Regions from separate parts of the Homo sapiens genome. Here region 1 is linked to region 2. A link is an interaction called in ENCODE POLR2A ChIA-PET data of the cell type or tissue named here. Cell type or tissue: PC-9. All regions are shown on one strand.

Region 1 (8,000 bases), 410 kb after region 2:
AGGATGTGGAGAGTGGGTGTTGGAGCACTCCCTGTGCCCACAAGAAACCCAAGTAGGCTCAGGGAGACAGCTGCCGGGAAAGACAGCTGCAGGCCGCTCAGAATAGGGACACGGGAGAAATGCTTTCAATGGGTGAGTCCAGGGGTACCCAACCCCTTGTTCCCAGTGCCTTTGCAGGATATGTGGGGGTAGGGTTCACTCAGCACCACCCAGAGCTGGCAGAGCCTCCGGAGCTGAGTTTGCCCTGCCTCCCCACTCATTGGCACGGTGACTTGGCTAACTCATTCCAGAGAGATGGAGGTCCTTCTAAAAGGTCACAGTTTCCCTCGGTTTCCCATCTTTTCTGGCCTCCCAGTCTTTGATTTAACTTTTATCTGGCCAACTGGAATTTAAGCCCATTCTCCACTGGAGAGCTCAATACAGGTATCAAACTTACCTATTTGAACCCATTCCCCACTAGGGAAATCAATAAAGATGTCAGCTCATTCCTCTTTCCTTTGGCATCTGCGTTAGGATATCCCAGGGTGGGACTCAATCACCCTACTGGTATTTTACCAGGCGCAACTAGGGCTGAAGAACGGAGAAGCCAAATGATGAACCCCAGACAGATAAAGCGGCCTCCTCGTATCCACTCCTTAAACACCTCCAAGGCCAATCACATAATCTACCGTGCCATCTGCAGCTGAAATAACCAGAACTGGACATCTGGAGGTACCTTCCAGTCTCCTCCAGCCTGGACCAAATCACTGAGCATCTCTCAGCCTCTTTTCCCCACCTGTAGAATGGAATGGAACCTGTGCTCACCAAATTCAGCTCTTCTGAGCATAAAATAACTTGGTAAATATAAAAATGTCTCAGAAAGTTAAACCAAAGAGTTAAGCATAGGGTACTGCTGATAGAATACCAATCCAGGCCTAAAGAGGCCCTCAGGGACAGCTAGCAGCCCTGGGTCCTAGCTCCAGGCAGGGGCTCCAGTTTGGAAAGCCTTTCCTGATTTGAGTCTGGGAAGAGATAAGATAACAATCAGCGATGTTGTTCCAGCAGCCAGGCCTCTTCGGAGAGTTTATCAGCAGAATCTGCCCAACCAGGAATGCAAGCTCGGCCCCACCTGTAGCCTTCACCTCCTCAGCCGGCTCTGAGGGTCTGGGCCTATTTTCTTTAGAACCTCACATCTAGGAACAGGAGGCACCTTCTCATCCATCTCAGAGCCCCACCAACACTCCCGGCTAGATCTCCACCCACCTTTGAACACAAGCCACACGGAGGAAGTCTGCCATTTCTTTTTCCTCAGAAGTTTTCCTCTAACTACCCTGTCTTACAGATAGTGTCTTTCAAACTGTGGCTTTGGAATCATCGGTGGGTTGGGAACTCAAATTAGTAAAACATAATCCAAATTGGCACATGGGAGAAATGCATTTTTTAAAAATTTAATGGAACAGAATAGAACGTAGTGTATACTGCACTTGGTAAGAATAAATATTATTTTGGGATACTTTTGTTAAAACACACACACACAATATGAGAATCCTGACTCAGCCACTTAATCTTTCTATGCTTCCATTTCTTCATTTTAAAAGGAGGACAATAACAGTATCCACCTCATATCATTATTGTGAGGACTGTATTAGTCCATATTCATGGAGCATTTGGAAAAGTACTTTACACAAGTGCTATATAAAAGTGTTATTTCATACACTTATACACACATGAGTGCATGTGTGTGTACACGTGCGTGCATGAATATCTTTGCTTACAAGGTAAATATCCTTCTGTAGGGTGGGGAAAAAACTGAAAGTCACTATGTGGGAGAAGCTAAGAAGTGTCTCTCCAAAGACAATCTGTTCTTGGAGTCCAATTCCCAGTGCCCAGGAGATTTCACAGGTGTCTGTCCTGGCTTTAGAGAAGGAGACAGAGGTCACTGGAGGAGCAGTGGCTGGACAGAGCGTGTAGAGGATCCGAGAGCACAGGGCCAAGGGCTTCAAATTGGCTCATTTACTCCACATGCAATTCAGCAGGGTAGGTACTATTATTACCCCTGCTGTACAAGTGAGGAAACTGAACCAGAGAGAAGTTAAGTTGCCACACAGCTAAGAAGTAGCAGGGCCTGGATTTGAACTCTGCTTCCCAAGTCTGGACTTGGAACCACTGGACTACAGCGTCTGTTTCACTTTGCAGCCAACTTCTTGCATAGCAGGGGAAGGCCGGCCCTCGGAAGTTTTGGCCACTGAGGAGGTGGCCTTGTCTGTGACAGAAGTGGCTCCATAAGTGTGGCCTCATAGGCACTCGCCTCAAGCAATTTAATTTTCAAGTGGCTTGAATTCAGGAAACAATAACTCCAGGGTCACAATATAAAGTCCAGAGCTTTCTACTACAATAGCTGGCGATAATAAACTTGGTTAACAGGCTCATAGCATATAATGCATTAAGTACTCGTTTAATTTGAACAGTACAAACCTGACCAGATGACATTACATCTCTCCCATACCCTTTATTCTGGAAGACTCGGGTTGTTTCTGAGCACGTCTCGTTTCATTTTCTCCATGGTCCAGAGATGTTAGGAGGGGAATATTCTCTGACTTGCCAGAGGCCACTCTATGAGTGAGCCCGCAGTGCAGAGAGGGAAGGTTTCCGGTCCAGTAAATGGGAGAACAGAAAATCAGGTAATCTCCATCTCCAAGTTCCTGTGGTCCCTAGCTCTCCCAGTCTGCCCTTGCTTCCTTCCCATCTTGATAACTATGCAAAGTCCCCCAAAAACAAGGTACTCGGTTCATCTCTAGAACTGACCCTGTGCCACATCAACCCAGTGGACACTTCTGGTGGGAAGGAAAGAGGAGAAAGAAGACGGGAGTGGGCTGTAACTGTGGAATCACTCTCCTTTCCCCGTGAGGCGCCCACAGTCCTTTCCTGTGCTATGGAACATTTCATAACACTGGGAGCAGGAGGAGGAGCAGGCTGTCAGTCTTATAGACTGTTTCCTCCAAAATTCCGTGTCCTATTCACTGTCCTTACAAATGAGAGCTGGCTAACTATCTCCTCATACTGGGTACAACCCATGACTTTTCATATCTTTTCATTCTGTGATAAGCCCCAAACATACATTATTTTTTTAAAAACTGAGGAAATTGAGATCAAGAGACATTAAGAGACTTACTCATTGTCACAACTGTGTGAACATAAGCGAGGGAGGATCCCATTAAGGCGGGCTTCTTTTAGAGCTAGTAGGCACTTCTAGTCCCCATACATCCCCTGTCCCCACCCAACAGGAGTGGTCCCTCCCTCCTGTGCGCTTTGTCTGTAAGTCAGAAGCAGGTATTTCTGAGTCACGCCTGTTGTCCTGCATTGCAGTCATTTGTTTACATGTCTGCCTCCCCCACAGCACTCTGAGTTCCTTGAGGGCAGTGGCCGTGTCTTACTCATCTTTGCATTCCTGGTATCTGGCATATAAACATTTCTCAATAAATATTTGGGGAAGAAAGGGAGGAAAGGGAGGACAGAAGGGAGACATACAGAGGGAGGAAAGAGAGAAGGGAGAAAGGGACAGGGCGGGCAGGGATGAGGAGGGAGGGAGGAAGAGTGGGTGAGTGGGTACCAGGAGCTCATGGTCATCTCAAACCAGTTCAATGGAATCATGGTACACCACCCTCTGCGGGTCTAATTCTAACAGGGACGAGTGGAACAGGCTGCCCTACTAGAGTCCATCTGGGATATCACTAGAGAGCACTAGTAGCAGAGTGGCCTTTCAGCCACCAAGGGGCCAGGAAGCCACAAGACTTAAGACACTGCTGCCCCATCATCCTTATTCTCTCCTTTCCCACCATAAGGAAGGGAACAAAGAACCAGCTGCCTCTTCCCTGGGGGAATGCTATGCTCCACCACCCCTTCATGCCTCCATGTCCACCTATTTAATGGAGGCTCGGTGCTGTCTTGGGTGATGGAAGTGGATTTAGGAGGATGGTGGCATGCAATGTACACTGGGTAGACCCCTCCACTTGACTCCCAACCCTCGAGGTAGGGGTGAGCATGGGGGGTGCTTCTTAGGTGGGGAGCTGGTGCCAGCAGGGCCCTGAGGAAGGAGCCATGCCCTCCATCTGGATTCACCATACTCGCAGCTCAGCTCCCCAGGAGACTGTGGGTGGGAAGGAGCAGTGGCTTCTATAGGAAGGGGCTCTGAGAAGGCTTGGTGCCTGCATGACTCAGGGAAACAACTAGAAACCATAACTTAGCAACTTGGCTTCTCTCTGGAATTTCCCTGGGGCAAAGAGATAGGGAAACTTTCGGTCAGCCCTGTTTATGCTGAGCCCATGTGGGGCCCCACAGCTCCTCCTTCTTTTCTGGAAAGTTCTGGGTCCCCTATCTCTCCCCACATGGCTATTGCTCATACATCAACTGCTCCCTCCACGTGCTCTGTGGAGACCTCCTGTACGCACAGCACACTGGGCTGGCCTGCAGCACTCTTGGAGCTCGATCTCTAGGGTATGTGTGTGTAGAATGGGGAGTGGGAGAGAGGGGTTCTTAGCCTTCCCCCAAAAAACCCAGAATAATGCCATTACATTCTGCAAAGCCTGCCTGATCTCTTTTGAAAAACATGTTCTGAAGCCAAGTCTGGTACATGCCAGGCAGCCCAGCACCTGGAAATGAAGCAGGAGGCTATTTCCAAGGGATCTTGTAGCTTCTCCTTTGTGCCAAAGAAGGGGGCAGATGATGAAGGGGGAGGTCCAGGCTCAATCACACTAGGCTCTTTAAATGGACAAGGCTGTTGTTTCGGGTCAGAATATGGAATAGTGTTACCCAGAGGCCATGGCTGCCCACAAGGATGGTAGAGGGAGTCAGGCAACATCACCAGGACTGTCCACTACATAAAGCACCACTCAGGGGAAGCCAAAGGCACTGAACTCTCATTCTGACCTCACAGCTAACATGCTGTGCACCCTCAGGCAGGCTACAAGCCTCTCTGATCCTCAGAATCCTGAGGATCTGCACATGACCATAAGGATGGGAGCAAGGAGAGGAAAGGACGCAAATTGATTGTGCCCCATGTCTGCTTATAACTTTTAAAGGATTAAGTTCAGCCTCCTGTGTAGGGCTGTCAAGGCTTTTCACAGGCTGGCCCACCTTCCAGCCTCCCCTACTGCCCCCCTGCAGTGCACTCTGTGCTCCAGCCTCTGACTCTGCTGATCTAGTTCCGGCGCCCATGCTTCCTCCTGCATCTCAGCCTCTGTGCATGCTGTTTCTTCTGCTGGAACCTCAACCCTTCCACCCTACCCTTCCCATACTTTAAGGTTCAACCTAAACCTGACCCTACAGCCACTTTTTACTTCCACCCAGGCAGTCTTCCTCCCTCTGTGTTTGCAAACCACTCTGTGCATCTGATCTTATTTTTCTTCATCCTTTGTTTACAAGTGTGTCTCCCCTGCTAGACTGTGAAACGGAAAGGACAAGGACCATGTCAAATGCATCTTTCATTCAACAAGCATTTAATAAATGTCTGCTGTGTGTCTGCCAGAATAGAAAGGAGAAAAGGGCAGACTCAGTCGGCTGGCCCCAGTGCTTAAGGCAGTGCAGGCCCAAGTGGGCCCAGCCTGCTGCTGAGTCAGGAAAGGCAGGCCCAGGAGCTGCCCCTGGGGCTCTGGCAGGGCATGCTCTGCCTTCTCTCCCTTAGCAGGAGACTAAAAAATATTGAGAAGAAACTAAAAACATAAACCACCACCACTTGTGGAGCAGTTTACCATGTGCTATGTAGCCACTGTTATCTATACCTTAGCTAGTCCTCGAATTAACTCTTTGGCAAAAATCTTTGTTACTCTGACTTCATATATGAGAAAAGTGGTGCCCAGAGAGGTTAGGAAGCTTTCTTAATATCAATACAGAGGCAGCAGAGCTTGCACAGGACCTCAGGTCCGTCTGAACCCGCCCCCCTACACACACCCCTTTAGTCTCATGCTGCCCAATTTAACACACTAACAATGAGCGCCTATTTGTGCCCAGACTCCTTGTTTAAGGGGAGGAAATGATGATCTATTCACCTCAAGGCTCTAAACTGGATGACTTTAGTCCTAGCTGCCCCGGCATCCTTCTGGAAGTTCTCTGTGCCCTTGCTTTCCACCGCAACAGAAGTTCTCAGGACTCTTAATGAGCCACACCAGCTCCCTGGCGTGACTTGGGAAGCCAGTGGGGTCGCACAGCAGGCTGCTGCCATCCAGCTTTTGCCACCTTCAAAGTGCCATTAGTGGACAATAGAAACTGGCTGCTTAGCCGGTGGTCTCAGGCAGTCCCAGGCCCCCATAGCTTCAACCGCTGTCACTATTATCCAGAGCTATCAGCCGCTGGGATTCTTTCCTTAATGGGCAGGCAGCAGATAATGGGCCTCCTGTGGTCTACTCTGCACCAGCCATAATCACACTCCTCACACATGCTCCTCCACATTCCCCCAACCAAGTGTTTACTCTCTCAAAACCCAATTGTAGCTACTGCCCATGTAAACTCCTATCCTACTCCTTTTATTCTGGGGACCACTCTTCCCACCCCAACCAAGCTAACTGGCCCTACGCATTTTGCAAATTCCCTTCTTGTCCCATGGCGTATCATTCTGTGGATGCAAGGTCTTCCCAACCTAAATCTAAGTCATCTCTTCCAGGAAGCCCTCCCTGATAGACCATGCCCAAACCTGACCTTCCCTTTGCTTTGCATTTCCTTGGAACTTAATGCCTTCCCCGCTTTTACATTGGTTAGAGCCATTTATGTCACATTTATTCATTTGACAAACATTTGCTAAGGGTCTACAGCTATGTGGCAGGCATTAACTGTGTATCTACTATGTGCCACAGCACACTGTGCTAGGCCCTGACACTCAGTGCCCTCCGGGAGCTTGCACTCATGTTAATTATCTTCAGAGCCTTGCCTGGGGGAGGCCCCCCTCTGCACTTAGATGGGGCACTCTCCCAAGGACTGTCTTCTCTTTGCTCCATCCTAGCACCTGACATTTAATAGGTCTTTTGCATCGTTATCTCATCTTATCTCCGCAGCACCCCTCAAGGTAGGATGGAGACACTGAGGCTCAGAAAAGATGAAGCAACCTGTCCAATAGATCCCAGCTGGTTACCAGCTGAATCATCAATAGAAATTCAGGTCCTCTGACTCCCAAGGCAAGTGGCCTTTGCCCCACAACATGCAGACTAGGATCACTGAGAGCTAGATGGGACCAAAGTGATGACTTCTCAACTGCTGTCACAGCCAAATGGACATTTCGGAAGAAAGAAAGCTAATGTGAAATTAGAGGGCATTATAAACTGCTTGTGTAACTGGAAAGCTTCAACAAGGTTGTACTTGTATTCCTGGTGCATAATAGGTGCTCAGTATGTGTTTGTCAAATGAATAAACAGCTTACTAGAGAGGTAAATGGCAGAGGGTGTAAGCTACCTAGTATTATAATAATAGCTATCTATTGAGTGCATACTTGTGTGAGGCATAATTCTAAATGCAACTCATTTGATCTTCACAACAGCCTTTTGAGATGGTTGTTGTTATGACCTCTGTTTTAAGATGAGGAACCTGAGACAAAATCAGGTTAAATATCCTGCTTGAGGATGGAGTGGCAGGACTTGGAAAGGACCTGGGCAGACTGACTCCAGAGCTGTGCTCTTCAAGTTAGCCCAGTACAGTTCATCCATGAGATCACTCAATTCTAATTACAAGCATACTGAGTGAGTGTTCTGATGAGTGCTGAGTGAGACCTGAAGTCACACTTCTGCCCTGGGCCCCAAGGTTCTGCTTGAGTCTGCATGAGTCACTCCTAGCTATGATGAAGTGCAGTAAAAGTCCAGCCAGTAGGGATGTGTTTCAGCTGCACGAGGACTTCAGGAGCCCTCTTTGGGGTCCACATCCCAGAATCTGACTTTGATTGCTCTGACTTTGATTGCCAGGCATCCCTGGTAAGAGTCAGGGCTATGGATCGTGAAGGGATTTTGAAGATGGAAGGAAATTTTTAGTATCTCAAAGGCTGA
Region 2 (8,000 bases):
GGTTATACGTGTTTCTGCTGCAAACCTGCATTAGGGCTTGCTTGTGGTTACAGGTTCTTGGAGGAGATAATCTCCCTTTCCTGACTTAGCACCGAATTTTGAGATGAGCAATTATTGCTGTAGTCATCTGGTGGTGATAATTGTGGTGGAGAAATGGATGATTTCTAATGTGCCTTACACTGAGAGAGTAACTCTTTGGGACCCAGTTTTATAGGGGGAAGAGGGAATCTCCTTTTAGATTCCCTATTTTAGATGGGTTTGGGCTTTGATTTCCAACCCACCTGCTGCACAGTACTATTAAACTTGAACCTGAGTTCTTCCAGTTTTGGTAGGTATCCTCTAGATTTCACTTCATTCTTACTTTAATGTATTATATTTCATTGTTTGAAATATTTTTTTCACATTTTAACATCTTTGAAATCAGTGTGTATCTTAAATTGTCTATAATCACTGTCAGCCAGTCAGCCATTACATAAATGTCATTGTTTATGCATGTATGAATATCAAAATTGCAGCATCAAAAATTGCAGAAGGAATGTCAGTGGCTTGGAAGAAAATCTTGAGACTAATAGTGGAGCATTCTTTTAACCCCGAGGCATCGAATGTTAGTGGAGAGGGGATAGCACAGTGAGTCAGACATTTCAGCAACACTCCTAAAATATGAGTCAGAAGTAGGTTAGTGCTACATAATAGCAAAGTCAGGCTTAAGAGCCCAGCATTAATTTTTTTTCATTATGTTAAGGATTGTTTTTTGAAATAATACATTTGTAATGTTCTTGATGGCACAGACAATTGTGTGGAAGAGTCAGATTAAATGTGAGGTAGTTTTAAGCACACCTTAAGCAATTTTTTCACTTACCTTTTAATATATGCTCAAAAGTAATATATGATTAAAAATAAGCTGGATCAGCCTGATGTGGTGGCTCATGCCTGTAATCTCAGCACTTTGGGAGGTTGAGGCAGGAGGATCTCTTGAGCCCAGGAGTTCAAGACCAGCTTGGGCAACATAGCAAGACCCTGTCACTACTAAAGTAAAAAAATTGGCCAGGCACGGTGGCTCACGCCTGTAATCCCAGCACCTTGGGAGGCCGAGGCAGGCCAATCACCTGAGGTCAGGAGTTTGAGACCAGTCTGACCAACATGGAGAAACCCCGTCTCTTCTAAAAATACAAAATTAGCCGAATGTGGTGGCGTATGCCTGTAATCCCAGCTACTCAGGAGGCTGAGGCTGGAGGACTGCTTGAGCCCAGGAGGTCCAGCCTGCAGTGAGCCATGATCACACCACTGCACTCCAGCCTGGGCAACAGAGTGAGACCCTGTCACAAAAAAATAAAATTACAAAAATAAGCTGGGTGCAGTAGCATTTGTCTACAGTCTCAGCTACTCAGGAGGCAGAGGCAGGAGGATTGCTTGAGGACTTCAGAAGTCTTGGGTAACATAGGAAGATCTTATCTTTAAATAAGTAAATAAATAAAAATGAAGGAAAAAATAGATGATTAGCCTACAAGATCTTCCATAAGTGTAAAATAAGTTACAAGAAAAAAGTTATAAGAAAGCATTATGTCATAGTTTGATTACATTTGTTTTCTTTCTTAGTAGTAAAGTAATGGCATATCTTTCAACCAACGATGCCTTAGATGTATAATACATTAAGTCATCTTTACTTTCTTTTTTTTTTCCTTTTTTTTTTTTGAGACAGAGTCTTGCTCTGTTGCCCAGGCTGGAGTGCAGTGACGCCATCTCGGCTCACTGCAAGCTCCGCCTCCCGGCTTCACGCCATTCTCCTGCCTCAGCCTCCCGAGTGGCTGGGACCACAGGAGCCCACCACCACGCCTGGCTAATTTTTTGTATTCTTAGTAGAGATGGCATTTCACCGTGTTAGCCAGGATGGTCTTGATTTCCTGACCTTGTGATCCGCCTGCCTCGGCCTCCCAAATTGCTGGGATTACAGGCATGAGCCACCACGTCCAGCTGTAATCTTTACTTTCTTGTCAGCTTTTGAATGCATTTAAGACTTTTTAAAATCCAGTAATTTTAGTTGATTTTACCAGGTGGTTCAGTCCTGTAGTATCTAGTCTACTATACTAAACAGAAATATTTTTGTAGTACTTTTATAATCAGAAAACATAATATTTCCAAAAAATTGTCTGGTTTAGAAGTGGTCTTTCAGGAGAAAAGAGTAAGACCTATAGTAAGAAAAAACAAGTTTTTTTTCTTTGGGATGGGAACATTTTTAGCATGTTTGTGTATTATTTGTGTGTTAATGTTTCTAATATTTTGTGTATCTCTTCTCTGTTCTTAATTAGATTTTCTGGAGGCTCGTATATTTCTTTTTTTGGAGACAGAGTCTCACCCTATCCCCCAGGCTGGAGTGCAGTGGCGTGATCTCTGCTCACTGCAACCTCCACCTGCGGGGTTCAAGCAATTCTCCTGCCTCAGCCTCCCAAGTAGCTGGGATTATAGGTGCCTGCCACCATGCCCAGTTAATTTTTGTATTTTTAGTAGAAACAGGGTGTCACCATGTTGGTCTGGCTGGTCTCAAACTCCCGACTTCAGATGATCCACCCGCCTCGGCCTCCCAAAGTGCTGGCATTACAGGTATGCATCACCACGCCCGGCCTGTCATTGCTTTTTATATAATAATTTTTCTTACTCAAAAAGTAATATAACATTTAAAACTGTGTATTTTCTTTCAAATACTGCTTTGACTTCATCACAAAGATTTAGATAGGTTGGTATTTTCATTATTATTTTTAAATGGCTAACTAATAATACTTCCTAACATTTGTCATACACTTTTATATAGCCTACCAAGCACTCTTTTTTTGTACTTTCCTTTTCTGTCTTCTTTTTTGTCCAAGTTCTCATCTGTGGGGTACTTGTTTATTTTACAGGTTATTGACGACTATTCCTAAGAAAACATTTATGCCATTAATGTTTAATTGTGTTTGTCCATTTTTTTAGTGTCTTTTTTGTTTAAAATAGAGAAGGTGTCTTGCTTTGCTGCCCAGGCTTGTCTCAAACTCCTGGCTTTAAGCAATCCTCCTGCCTCGGCCTCCCAAAGTGCTAGGATTATAGGCATGAACCACTGCACCTGGCCTAATATTTAATTGTGGATGGAAAATATAGTCCCAAAAATGTTTTCCTTTATTGTCTTTAATGAGATTTTTCTCTATAACCAGATATGTTTAATTTCTTTTTTTTTTTTTTTTTTTTTGTTTGAGACAGAGTCTCGCTCTGTCGCCCAGGCTGGAGTGCAGTGGCACAATCTCAGCTCACTGCAAGCCTCAGCCTCCCGAGTAACTGGGACAACAGGCACCCGCCACCACACCCGGCTAATTTTTTGTATTTTTAGTAGAGACGGGGTTTCACCATGTTAGCCAGGATGGTCTCAATCTCCTGACCTCGTGATCCTCCCGCCTCAGCCTCCCAAAGTGGTGGGATTACATGCGTGAGCCACTGCGCCTGGCCCGGATATGCTCAATTTCTATACATGAATGTATATAGCCATTATTTGTAGAATATAAAATCTGAAATAATGTTCTATGCTATGAATTATACTGTTTCAGTCCTTCATGCCTTTATACATATTGTCTGCTTAGTCTGTCATGGATATTAGATAATTAAAATTTCCTACTATAATTGTATTTTATATCATTTTCTCATTATAAGCCTACCAGTCTACATTATATATTTAGCTGCTATGTTAGTTCATATCAATTCCTTATTATTGTATTTTCATCTCTTACTATCCTTTATCATATGCAAGAACTCCACCTGCTTTAGTGCTTTTTTTTTTTTCTTTTTCAGCAAAAGAGTCCATTCAGCCTGGACTCTGTTGTCCAGGCTGGAATGTGCTAGTACCATCATAGCTCATTGCAGCCTCAAACTCCTGGGCTCAAGCGATCCTCCCACCTCAGTCTGCTGAGTGACTGGGACTACTGGCACAGGTTACCACATTTGGCTAATTTTTAAATGTTTTATAGGGACAGGGCCTTGCTATGTTACCTAAGCTGGTCTCAAACTCCTGGCTTCAAGTGATCCTCCTGTCTCAGCCTCCCGAAGCGTGGGGATTACAGATGTGAGCTACCGTGCCTGGCCTTTAGTGCTTTTTTGCCTGAAGTTCTAGTTTATCTCACACTAATATTGCTAATCCTGCTTTTCTTTTATATAATGATAGTTTATCTTCTCATTCTCTTATGTTTAGCCTTTCTAAACCATTTGGCTTTTAAGTAGCTATATATTAGTAGCATATTATTTAATTCTTTTTTTTTTTTTTTTTTTTTGAGGCAGAATCTTGCTCTGTCACCCAGGCTGGAGTGCAGTGGCATGATCTCAGCTCACTGCAACCTCCACCTCCTGGGTTCAAGCGATTCTCCTACCTCAGCCTCTCAAGTAGTTGGGACTACAGGTGTGTGCCACCATGCCTGGCTAATTTTTTGTATTTTTAGTAGAGACAGGGTTTCACCATATTGGCCAGGCAGTTCTTGAACTCCTGACCTCAAGTGATCTGCCTGCCTTGGTCTCCCAACGTGCTGGGATTACAGGCATGAGCCACCATGCCTGGCCTAATTAATTGACTTTTTTTTTTTTTTTTTGAGATGGAGTCTTGCTGTGTCGCCCAGGCTGGAGTGCAGTGGTGTGATCTTGGCTCACTGCAACCTCCACCTCCCAGGTTCAAGCGATTCTCAGGCCTCAGCTTCCCGAGTAGCTGGGATTACAGGCACCCGCCACAACACCTGGCAAATTTTTTTTTTTCTTATATTTTTTGTAGAGATGGGGTTTCACTGTGTTGGCCAGGCTCATCTCAAACTCCTGACTTCAAGTGATCCACCCGCCTTGGCCTCCCAAAGTGCTGGGATTACAGGTGTGAGTCACCATGACCAGCCTGATTTTTAAATAATTTATACTCCAGCCAGGAGCGGTAGCTCATGCCTGTAATCCCAGCCCTTTGAAAGGCAGAGGCGGGAGAATAGCTTGAGCCCAGGAGTTGGAGACCAGCCTGGGCGACATGGTAAAACCCTGTCTCTACAAAAAATACAAAAATTAGCCAAGTGTGGTGCTGTGTGCCTGCAGTCCCAGCTACTTGGGAGGCTGAGATGGGAGAATCATCTGGGCCTGGGAAGTCGAGGCTGCAGTGAGCTAAGATCAAGTCACTGCACTTTAGCCTGGGAAACAAGGCGAGACTCTATCTTAAAAAAAAAAAAAAAAAAAAAAAAAGTCCCTTTGCCTCTTAGTAGCAGGATTTAGACTATTTAGAATAATTTTAATTGTTACATTTGGTTTATCTTAGTTTCTATTTTATGCTTTCTCATTATTATTTCTTCAGTTCTGCCTTTCCTATGAGTTTTACTTTGTTTCTGTTATTTTTTAAATCAGTTTGGAAGGGAAACAGTAGCATGAACCACAAACATTTATTATCTCACCCGATTTCTGAAAGTCAGGAATCCAGAAGTGGTTTAACTGGGTGGTTCTGGCATAATGTCTTTCCTGAGGTTGCAATCAAGATGTTGCCTGTTGCTTTAGTCTTCTGAAGATTGGACGGGAGCTGGAAAATATGCTTCCAAGCTCACTTACACGGCTGTTGTCAAAGGACCTTGGCGTCTGTTGTCCGGAGGTCTCATTCCTTACCACACAGGCCTCTCCACAGGACAGCTATGGCATGGCAGGTGGCTTACCCAAGGGCGAATGATCCAAGAGGGAGGGAGAGAGAACAAGATAGAAGCCACAATATCTTTAATAACCCAGTTTCCCAAATGATGTACTGTCACTTTTGCTGTATTCTGTCAGTCATAGAGAACAACCCCAGTACAATATGGGAAGAGATGACGCAAGGATGTCAATGCCAGGTGGTAGGAATCATTGGGAGCTATCTTGAAGGCTGGCTACCTCAATCACCCTATTTTTATTCTGCTGGTGAATATTTTAAGTTCACAAACATCCTTAAGTGTATATTTGCCTACTTATAGCTGCCTGATAAAAAGTAACTTTGGCCATCATAAGGTAAGCAATTTTGTTTATTTTGGCTTATTTTATAACTTTCTTATACTTTCTCATTCTTTATTAATTTAGAGGTTTTATAGTGTCCAAAATCAATCTCTCTTCTACATCTCTTTCTAATATTATATTAATTAAGAAGCCTTACCAACAACTGTAGTTAATATCACTGCATTAATCAGGGTGCTAGCAGAGAAAAAGAACCAGTAGGAGATACAGTTGGCCCTTGAACGACGTAAGTATGAACCGCGTGGGTCCCCTTATACATAGATTTTTTTTCAGTAAATATATTGGAAAAGTTTTTGGAGATTTGGGACAATTTGAATAAACTTACAGCCTAGAAAAACCACGTAGTCAAGAAATATTGAAAAAAGTTAAGAAAAAGATATGTCATGAATGCATACAATGTATAGATAGTCTGTTTTATCATTTGCTATCATAAAATATACACAAATCTATTATAAAGAGTTAAAATTTATCAAAACTGACATTTATACGCTGAATATGGTAACTTTCACAGTTGTGAGCAATGTAAACAGAGGTAAAGATGCATTATTCAATCATAACTGCATAAATTAACTGTTGTACATACTGTGCTGTTCTAATCATGTTTTACCCACCTCCTGTTGCTGTTGTGGTGAGGTCAAGTGTGGTTAGTATCTGTTTAAACCACCACGTGGCTCTAATCATCTCTGCATGAACAGTTCATCTCTCTAGTAAATTGTACATCACAATAAAAAATGATCTCTTGAAGTTCTAGCATATTTTTCATCATGCTTAATGCAACACCATAAACCTTGAATAACACCATGTGTCCCGTACCAAGTGCCACTAGTGACTAGAAGTGCTTCCAAGAAGCAGGAAAAAGTCCTGACATCACAAGGAAAAGCCGAATTGCTTGATGCTTACCATAGATTGAGGGCTGCAGCTGCAGTTGCCTGCCATTACAAGATAAATGAATCCAGCACAAGGACCATTGTAAAAAAAAAAAAAAAAAAGGAAAGAAAATTCACAATGCCATGGCTTTGCTATGCCAGCAGATACAAAAACTGTGCACACTTTGTGAAATACCTTTTTGTCTGGTATTGCAAATGTAGCTTTTTTTTTTTTTTTTTTTTTTTTTTTTGAGACAGAGTCTTGCTCTGTCACCCAGGTTGGAGTGCAGTGACGTGATCTCAGCTCACTGCAACCTCCACTTCCTGGGTTCAAATGATTCTCCTGCCTCGGCCTCCCACATAGCTGGTACTACAGGTGTGTGCCACAATGCCTGGTTATTATTATTTTTTTTTTTTTGTATTTTTATTAGAGAGGGGGTTTCACCATGTTGGCCAGGCTGGTCTCAAACTCTTGATCTGTTGATCCCCATGCCAAGGCCTCCCAAAGTGCTGGGATTACAGGATTACAGGCATGAGTCATTGCACCCGGCCGAAGATGGAGCTTTTATGTGGGTACAGAATTGCTGTAAGAAAGGTATTCCTATAGACTCTAATATGATTTGAGAAAAAGTGAAGTCATTACATGACAACTTAAAGCAAAAGGAAGGTGAAGGATCTAAAGCTGGAGAATTTAATGCCAGCAAAGGATGGTTTAATAATTTTGTTTGTGTGTTTGGGTTGATAATTTTAGGAAGAGGTTGGGCTTAAAAAATATCAAGATGACAAGAGAAACAGCTTCTGCCAACCTAGAAGCCACAGATGAGTTCCCAGATGCTACTGAGAAAATCATTAAGGGGAAAGGATATCTGCCGGAACAGATTTTTAATGCAGACAAATGTGTCCTATTCTGGAAAAAAAAAATTGCCAAGAAAGACATTTATTAGTAAGGAAGAGAAGTGAACACCAGGATTTAAGACAGGAAGGAATAGTCTAACTACTGTTTTGTGCAAATGCAATCAGGTTTATGATCAGAACTGCCCTTATTTATAAAGCTCCTAACCCTCGAGCCTTGAAGGGAAAAGATAAACACAAGCTGTTAGTCTTTTGGTTGCACAACAATAAGGCCTG

What was found. ChIA-PET counts read pairs that join two places held together with the same protein. Peaks named below come from ENCODE experiments on the same cell type or tissue, not always from the same donor. Only the 100,000 strongest peaks of a DNase experiment are listed, where the experiment ranks them.
Region 1: POLR2A ChIA-PET joins it to region 2 with 11 read pairs; 2 of 35 experiments call an interaction of 5 or more read pairs at or near these places.

Annotation. Positions count from the first base shown.
Region 1 is chr1:204,316,312-204,324,311 of GRCh38, forward strand. All of the region lies in intron 1 of PLEKHA6 (pleckstrin homology domain containing A6), which reads right to left. Among named protein-coding and RNA genes, the nearest start is that of PLEKHA6, 40 kb to the right of the region's middle. RefSeq lists an enhancer at 5,574-6,073. In PC-9, no CTCF peak of the experiment used is centred here; DNase peaks (open chromatin) are centred at 3,340, 4,240 and 7,720; H3K4me3 peaks cover 439 bases; H3K27ac peaks cover 5,450 bases.
Region 2 is chr1:203,906,529-203,914,528 of GRCh38, forward strand. No RefSeq gene overlaps it. Among named protein-coding and RNA genes, the nearest start is that of SNRPE, 49 kb to the left of the region's middle. In PC-9, no CTCF peak of the experiment used is centred here; DNase peaks (open chromatin) are centred at 593 and 1,473; H3K27ac peaks cover 1,684 bases.